Linked DNA regions of Mus musculus: region 2 is linked to region 1. A link is a contact called in ENCODE Hi-C or POLR2A ChIA-PET data. All regions are on one chromosome and are shown on one strand. The core of a region is the stretch at or near the end of the contact, and the rest is flanking DNA. Distances in the headings are between cores, read along the strand shown.

Region 1 (4,471 bases), core at 624-3,123:
TTCTTCAGGGTAATTAAACTATAAAGCAATTGAGAAGTGCAAACGTTGAGCGCCCCCACACCCACCAGTCTTTCTCCACAGCCCCCATAAAACAGTAAAAGGGGAAAGGAGGAGAAGAAGAAAAGTTAAGGAGGGTGAGGGGTTTATGGATTCAGGAAATTCGCTTAGAGACACCCCCCCCTCCTTCAAAGGAAGCAAAAAGAAAAGGGGAAAAAGAAGAAAAGAAAGTGGGACAGAAGGGAGAGGAGGTAGGTGTTTGGAACGGAGCCCACAAGTCCTCTAGGAGCAGAAGATACTCCCGGACTGCCCACCAGCCCTCCCCCCCCCACCGGCATGGGGGCCCCCCTGGCCCCTTCCCACCCTGTCAGGTCCAGGTCGGACGGGAGCTCACCTTGAGGGCGCATCCAGGGAAAGAGCTGTGTGGGCGACGGGCTCTGCTCAGACCCCTCGGCCTCCTCGCCCAGGCCGCTGGCTGCCGCGAGCTTGCAGTCTGCGTACTGCACCAGGTCTGGATCCTGCGCACCGAACAGGCTCTGGCGCTGCAGAGGGTCGTAGCCGTAGAAGTTGCCGGGGTCGCCGTGGCACGCCACGGCGCACGGGTTCTGCTGGTAGGGAGCTGTGGACAGCGACGATGGCCCGTGGTAGAACTCCTGGATTTGCGAAGGGTGCTGGAAGCTGCCGCCGCTGCTGGGACCGTACACCACGGTGGGTCGGCCGCCCAGGTCCTGGGCGAAGCCGCAGTCATAATAATTGGGGCGCAGGGACTCCCCGGTTTTGTATTTGGAGAACAGTGAGTTGACGAAATAAGAGCTCATTTTATTGAATTTTGAGGCGGCGGCGGCGGCGGCGCAGGCTGTAGTTGGGGGCTGTTGGGGAGGGGGTGGGGAGGGGGAAAAGGGAGGGAGAGAGAGAGAAAAAAAAACGCGGATTCGCCGGCTCCTAGTCACCCTCGCCAGGAAAGGAGAGGAAAAGGGAGGAGGGGAAAAAAAAGAAGGAAGGAAGGAAAAGAAAGAAAAGACGAAGAAGATCTCAAAGCCGCCACACTTTTTGTGATTTCCAGGAATAGAAGAGCGAAGCCTGCAAAAGTCTAAGCCTGCATGGCAGCCGCGGCTCGCTCGCCCTCCCCCCACCCCCCACCCCCCAAACAAAAATATACCGCCACTTAAAGAGGTCCTCGCTTTACATTTCGAAGAAGGGATGCCAGTTCATAAACAGTTTTCGGTGATTTACTTCCCTCCAAATGAGTTGTTTCATATTTTGCCCCGTCTTTTCACCATCATTTGCATCCATTAGAGACCCCGCATCCTATTGGCTTCTGGGTACTCCTCCCGGACAGAACGCAGAGCGAGGGTGAGAGCGAGAGAGAGCGAGTGCGAGAGAGAGCTAGAGCGAGAGAGCGCCAGGGAGTGAGGAGAGGGCAGAAAAAAAGGAGGGGAAGAGAAAAAAACACCCAGGGAGAAAGAGGGGGAGAGGGGGGGAGAGGGAGGGGGGAGAGAGAGAGAACGAATACGGATTAAATCTGTTTAACTACCTACATTAATGAGATATCTCTTGCCTCACAACAAATCAAATACCTTCGCAGACCACCCCCAAAGACTGATGTGGGGGAGTCACGGAAAAACACCATACACACACATCCACAACGCTGAGCCTGGCGTAGGCACGCTGTTAATTTCGCGATTTTAACGAGGCAATTGGAGTCTTTCTAAATGTCAGGGTCGCTTCGGAAAAATGTAAAAGAACACGGTTTAATTGCACCGAGTTTTAAAAGGTCCTATAAATGTAATTGGTATTTTAATACAAGTTATCAAATCATACAGCTTCCTCTCCTAAACATATTTTCAAACAAACGAGGTAGTCATATTTAAAGCTTTAATGATCAATTTCCTTATTATTGATAAAGGTTTAACTATCGTGTGGAGGGAATTGGCTGGGTAACCAGCCCCCAAAAAAACGGCTGTAAACTCTTTAACAAACTATAAAACGCAATAAAGCCGGAGTCTGTTGTTGTTTATGCTGCAGCGCATAAAAGCTGTTAGCATTTTACGAGTTCTTTCCTCTACAGCTATAAAACTGCAGCTTCGATCGCCCCCGCCGCCCGACTGAAGCACGGTGGGGGTGACTTAGCTGAAATGAGACCGATTATGGGTTGCTGTGGATTTTTTTTTCCCTTTCGGCACAAACGGTGACTTTCCCCGAGATTTTCTCCCTTGCAGACACACCTGACCCCACTGGCTCTTATGAGACCCCAAACCACCCCGAGATCTGTCCTCACCTAGGTCACGCACATAACTTTCCCTCATTAAGCAAACACGCGAGATTTTCTGTGGAAAGGGAGTCTGAGAGGGCCTGAGAGAGGAAGAAGAAACTTTCTGGTTAATGGGCAGTGCTAAGGTGGAACAAAGTTCTGCAGGCGGCTGCCAATTCTGCCATTTACAGGAGCTTTACCTGCTGGTGGTTGGGGGGAGCTGCAAGAGAAAGGGGGGGGTCTTCTGGAGGTGCTTTGGCCACTTTAGAGGGAAAGGTCCAGTGATATCAAAGGATGATATCTCGTGTGGCTGTAAACCTGTGCCCCGGGCCTTGGCATTCAGAAACCAAGCCCCACTGACACCCAGCTTTCTGGGGCCAACCACCCATTCCTTCTACACACAAGCCTTCCAGGTATAGATAGTGACCTCTTCATCCACACAGCAAAAGAGGTAAGGGTAGTGGAGACTAAGGCTGGGTACCAAGGCCTTGGTTACTGCTGTCTTATGCTCTCCCGTGCCCAACACAAAGGTGTGGGTTTAAAAGGCACCTGTTATTGGTATATGTCCCCATAGCCATTTGACCACCTGCACTAACCTTGGAGTGGAAAAAAACAAGGCCACCAAGGTCTCCATTTCCCCTCTTCTCTTGTTGGGGTGCCTTTAGTTGGACCTCCAGCACCTGAAGATCTGAGGCCTCAAATCCAGAAATGACTGGCTGCCCCACTCCAAGCCCAGGCCCTCCTCTGTGTACCTGGCACATGGCTGGTGGGGGGGGTCAAACCTTAGGGTGGCAGGCAGAACCAATGGTCTCCTGAGGGAACTGACTGGAAAGACAGAGAGAAGGAGAAAGAAACGTCCTAGAACAAAGGCAGAGTCAATTTTACAAATAAATTAAATCTACTGCCCGTTCTCTAAGGTGCTTCTTTTTTTTTTTTTTTTTTTTTTTTTTTTTTTTTTTTGAGGGGTTCCATGAGCCAGAATCTTTGTAAAAATGAAACCACGTTTCCAAAGAAGCTGCACTAAGGGTTTCACTCGGCCTTCTGAAGTACAGTGTATATAGAAAGGAGAGAGAAAAGGAGGGGGCCAGAGAGAGGGAAACTGAAGCAAGCTGTGGGGTTTTGTTTTTCCACACGGATGAGAGGTCGGTGAGGCAAGCTAAAGCAGTGTCAAGTTGTTGCTGAAGTGAACATTTTTATCAAGTGCGGGGGATTTTATGGTCATGATTTGAGGACTCACTGGTGGGATAGAAATTCAATGGCTTGTTCTAAATCATCCCTACACCGTGCCAGAAATTTCTGATGGAAGGAAAATGTTTCTATTATAAGAAAGAAAAAAAAAAACAAGAAAGAGCTCGGAGATCAGTTATAAACACCCAACGGAGGGCAGATTTATTGGAGAAACTCAAGTTGAGAAGACACTCCGCTGGCCTCTTTACACCTGGTCCTGCGGAAAGAGAAGAAGCCACACGGGGTTCTGGGGTCATTTTTGGAGGCTCAGGTTGGAGGCAGGTTCAGGCTGGACTGAGAGGAAAGTGAAGATTGGGAACCAGCCAAAGGGGTTGTAGGCAGTCAGAGGGACAACCTCAGAACGGAAAAGTGCCTGGGTCCAGGCTTCCAGCTGCTCCGTCCCAGAAGGACTGGCTTCCCCGAGGTTTGCCAGAGTAAGGACGCCAAGGGCATAGCCTGGGCGCGCCCGAGGAAGCCGCAGCTCTCACCTGGGAGTCCGGAAGCGTGGAAAAGCCAGAGACTGCTCCCCGTCGCCATGTCTGCCTCTACTGCTGTTAGGAAAAATGCGCAGGGTTTTGACTGAGCCTTCCGAGGAGATTCTGAAGCCTTCCCGCATCCTGCATCCCACATCCCGCATCCCGCATCCTGCATTCCGCACCCCTAGGGAGAGTCTGTCCGAGCCTTGATGACCAGGCACTCGGCCAGCCTAGACCTGCACACATGTAAAGGCTCTGGAGTCGGCGCCCTGGGGCAGTGGCCCCTCTGACTTGGAGCACCACCGAATCTTCACCAAAGCCAGGTCCCCATTTCTCCCAAATTTGGAAATCTCCCAGATTGGCACGTCCGGATTCTCTCTTCAGCAGGTGTGGGCAGCCCGCCTGGGGTAGCTTCCTCTTCAAAAGACCTGCAGGCTCACCAGTCTCACCTGACCCATTGTCCTGCACTTTATTCCTCCCTCGCCCCCACTGCAGGAAAATCTCAGTTTTTCAAATCAAT
Region 2 (4,433 bases), core at 496-2,995, 41 kb before region 1:
GGTGACTGTCTGACCTCTCAGTATTGTATTCTTTAGTTCTCCTTCCCTCAGCTCGCTTTAAAGGAGGCAGAGGGGTGGGGAGAGAGAGAGAGAGAGGGAGAGACAGAGAGGGAGAGAGAGAAAGAGAGAGAGAGAGAGAGAGAGAGAGAGAGAGAGAGAGAGAGAGAGAAGCAAATGGAGTTGGGATGGGGCTGGGGCTGAAGCCAAACCTAGGGAAGGAGCTTTATATAGACAGATCAGCACCAGTACTCCCTACCCACAGGACTTCTGGGCTAACTTAAAAAGACAAAACAAAACAAACAAAACTCTACCTTTCTTCCCAATCCACAACAATAGAAAAATGATACATAAATTCTGAGCTAGCAAAGCATTTGGGGACCACAGTGGGAATAAAGAAGCTAGGAACCCTGAAGAGGTGTGACTTTCCCTCTGGGGCAGGAAGCAAGAGCTAGCACAATGTCCAGTCTCAGAGAGGTCAAGGGGCTTCCGAGGTCATTTTGTGGTTCTAATACCAAGCTAATCGCCTAGAAAACGTGGCCTCTCCATGAACTCTTCCTCCTGCCATCCTCCCGCCTCCAAACTCTCTCTCAGTGAGGCCTCAGGGAAAAGGGGACAGCACATTCAGGTCTAATGCAGAGTCCACCAATTCCCCAGCCTGAGAAGTAAGGCCCCCAGAGGAAGAACAGAGCCCCCAACCCAGAAGCAAAAAGAAAAGAAACTGAACACGGGAGACTCCAGGAGGCCTGGAGTGTGGGGTGCATGGGATTGGGTGGGGGGTAGAACAAAAGAGAATTTCTGCTGCACCTGGTCCTGAGCAGTTTCTTTTTCAATGAGTAAAGATTTATCTAGAATCCCAAACTAGATACAAGAAGAAAACCCAACCAATTCCACTTCTATCAGTTCCAAGGATAGGAGACTCCGTCAAGAACTGGATTCCTTTTTTTTTTTTTAAAGGAGACTTCAATGACAACATCTCACTGGTAAACAGTGTAGACAATCAGGAGTCCCAGGACACAGGCACACACACACACACACACACACACACACACACACACACACACACAGAAGCTCTCCCTGTCTGCATTTTTCAAAACCAGAGAAACACTTCTGAACAGCCTCACAAACAGCCTCTCTGGTGTTTTTCAGGAGCCCTGACACCTCCGTCCTGACCAGTTCAAACACTCTCCAGGTGTCCAGGCCTCTCTCTCCTCTGTCTCCACGTCTCTCCTTTTCTCCCCAAACATCAGTCATCATAAAAGGTAGCAAACCTGCCCAAGCATCCTCCATAAAATAAAACCCCACAAAGATAGTTGAAAAAGAAAGAGGAGGTGAGAGGTTTTCTTTTTCTTTTACTTGTGAAAAGAGCCCATAAAATGATTAAAAAATAAAAAATGAAAAAGCCAGCCCAAGCCAGGGCTTTGTTACCTCTGAGCCTCTTGCCCGCTCTCGCCTGAGCTCCTCTGGTCCCGTTCATGACGAAAGGAAGGCTTCTTCCAAAACTGAGAGAAAAAAGTTTTCAACTTTATGGCTCCAAAATTTTTCCCCCTTGCCGATCCGGAGAGACGGCTAACACTTTTTTCCCCCAACAGCCGGTCTGCGGAGATTTGCTGTTGAATAATGACAAAGGAGAGAGGATACGTATTTAAAGAAAAGAAGTGATTAATGGTTTTCTGTATAATTCTCACATTTTTCTTAGCTCTTGTCTACACAGAATGGCTGTGAACTTTAAGCTCTATAGAAATCTTCGGTCCGTCCTCGGCCTCCTCCTCCTCTTCTTCTTCTCCTTCTTTTTAAAGATTCTATTCATACCTTCCAAGGAGCAGCTTTGACTTGATTCTTTAGAGACATTCCTGGGGGGGAGGCCTTATGGTTTTTAAGAACTATTTTTCCCTCAACTAAGGGTTGTCTTATCTCCTTAGCTAGAACATTACACCACAACCAAGACAAAGCTAACCCTCTCATCCTCCTCCAGGGCTACAGGCAACTCTCCCATCCTTCTTTCCTTTCTCTTTAAAAACTGGTCTTCTGGTTTCATTCTAAGGGGCATTTCTACTGCGCTGGGGATACTGGCCCGATGGGTTCTCTGGCCTACTCAGATTCCTGCTAACCTTACAGGCTAACCAGAGAAACGTAAAATAAACAACAATCAAACATGTGCAAGAGGTTGGCTCTTTATTTTCTGGAAAGAAATGGAACAATAACAACAACAACAAAAACTGAAATGACTTTTAACTGTGGAGTTTCCTGGAGGCAACGTAGCTGCATCCTGGGCCATGACAGGCTCACAGAAGCCAGGTTTAGAACTTCAGGCCTTAGAACTTCTTGGCTGTGGTACACAAAAGTGACCCAGACCTGGCCTAGGTCTCTGAGGATCACCTGCACTCCCCCCCCCCATTCCATTCTAGGGGGTTATTGGGACCTCAGAGACAGACAGCTATTTGGTCCCCAGCCTTACTTTCGATACTTTCTATGAGAAAGAAAATGAAAATTAATACAGGAGCAGGGCTTCACAAAAGAGCCCATTTGTCTTCTTGATTATCTATTTGCTTGTCAGAGTTTGAGCTATGGCACCGGCTAGTTCCTTTGTAATATAAAAATACTCAGAAACCCTGCAAACACCCAGAAACATCTGTGCAAAAAATTAGACTCATTAAAGCCTTAAACACCTCAGAGGAAAGTGATACCTTCTCATTGCGGGGAGGAAGGAGGCTGGCCTCGTGGAGTCCTTTCTCGAACTTTAATAACCAAAGAGCCGTCTGTCTAGAAGGAGACAGCTTAACTGCATTTTATTTGCTTATGACAAATAAATCCCCATATGAAAGACTTTGCCCTACTTAAGCCTCTGGTGTCCTACAATGAAACACACACACACTTACACACACACACACACACACACACACACACACACGCCTTGGGGACTGGAATCAGCCCTCCCAATCCTTGTGATTCATTTTTGGACTGAATGGGGGAATTTTTTTAAGTCTAAAACAAAACACATGCACCCCAAAGGGAAAACAAACCCAGCTTCCACAACTCAGAAGCTTCTGAGAAAGAAATTCCTAATGGAGTTTTAAAAGGAGAGAGAGAGAGAGAGAGAGAGAGAGAGAGAGAGAGAGAGAGAGAGAGAGAACTTAATTGTGAGGCCATACCCTCTAGGATGCTTGGCATACACACTGGGGGGGGGCGCACTTGCTCACACCCTTAACTTCAACATTCCAACAAAACCACGATGTGATGGTCACAAGAAACCAAACATTTATTTCTGTTGTCACTCTGTACAGGACACAAATTTTCACACCAACAAAAGGTTCTAGGCTCAGGCAGCCCCAGAGGTAGGAAGGGGCCTGGTTTTGGAATGTCAGAAAGAGAACAGGAGAGAGGACACACATGACATAAAATAATAATAATAATAATAATAATAATAATAATAATAATAATAATAATAATAAACGATGCAACAATGATAACAACGGGAGAGGGTTCTGCAACATTGTCCTTCCAGAGTAGGAGGGCCACAGTATTTTATTTCCTAATTTCACATTCATTTGTAACCTAAGAGAAGGCCTTGACTCTACTACTGTGAACTGCCCAGAAGACATTCCCAGCTCCCAGAACTCAACTGCCCCTCACCCTGCCAGGCCTAGCTGGACCTTCTAGCAGAAGGCCTTCTTGGGTGTCCCAATTGCTACCTTTCTTTTTTCATTTTCATTTATTTCTTGGGCTCGGATTTGGGAACCCACGTTGTGCAGACTGCCCTTCAATTCCCTTCTGTTCCCCCTTCTAAGTCTATGGTGGAAGGGAGTGAGCAGTCTTCCCACCCACCCCCACCCCAAAGTGGGTACAGACAGGGAGGAAAGTTATATGTGTGTGTGTTTGTTACCGTGGCCAAAACACTGTGCTATCTGGCAGTCTGAGGGTGCATTCGCTGGGTGTCAGGAGTAGGGGACAAAGAAAGAAAAATCCAGGCTGTGATCCAGCAGCGACAGCAGCAGAGGCGGCGGCAGCGGCCGAGCCTGGCCTCATTTGTTAGCCAAGTGTCGAGGTAATGGTCGCCACCGAAGCTCGCTCGCCCGTCTTCTCCTCGGCAGAGTAAACAAGACAGATGGGCCCGGGCCTGGCGTGATTAAAGATGAAGCCTGGATCCATCTTCACCAAAGCTGAAAACCAGGCGCAGCAGACTCCTCCATTTCTCTTCTGTCTTTTCCTTTCTTCCTCCTTTTCTTGCTTCCTTCCTTTCTTCTTTTTCTTTTCTCTCTCTCTCTTTCTTTCCTTCTTTCTTTCTTTCTTTTTTTTTTTTAAAGGAAGAAAGCAAGAGACTCGAATCTTGTCTCCGAAGGACTTTACCCGGCTCCCTTATTGTCCTTTCTATAAATAAGGCTTCCCTACCCCCCTTCTCTGTGTTTATTCCTTATAGATAAAGTGAGGGTAGGGTA

The links. Hi-C counts contacts between places; a loop is a spot of excess contacts on that map. ChIA-PET counts read pairs that join two places held with the same protein, here RNA polymerase II (POLR2A).
Region 2: a loop to region 1 is called in a map of ES-E14, with 2.4 times the contacts of the local background. The contact joins the promoter of Hoxb3 here to the promoter of Hoxb8 in region 1. A Hi-C loop is called at or near these places in 4 of 37 maps with a recorded cell type or tissue (ES-E14 and mouse embryonic stem cell). POLR2A ChIA-PET finds 5 or more read pairs at or near these places in 2 of 5 experiments (Patski and embryonic stem cell).

The regions. Positions count from the first base shown.
Region 1 is chr11:96,279,307-96,283,777 of GRCm38, reverse strand. Hoxb8 (homeobox B8) reads right to left here and starts at 1,873. Exons shown (of 2, transcript NM_010461.2): 1 at 392-1,873. The coding sequence starts at 815.
Region 2 is chr11:96,320,438-96,324,870 of GRCm38, reverse strand. Hoxb3 (homeobox B3) reads right to left here and starts at 1,745. Exons shown (of 4, transcript NM_001079869.1): 1 at 1,426-1,745. It overlaps Hoxb4 (homeobox B4), which reads right to left. Exons shown (of 2, transcript NM_010459.7): 2 at 3,233-4,433.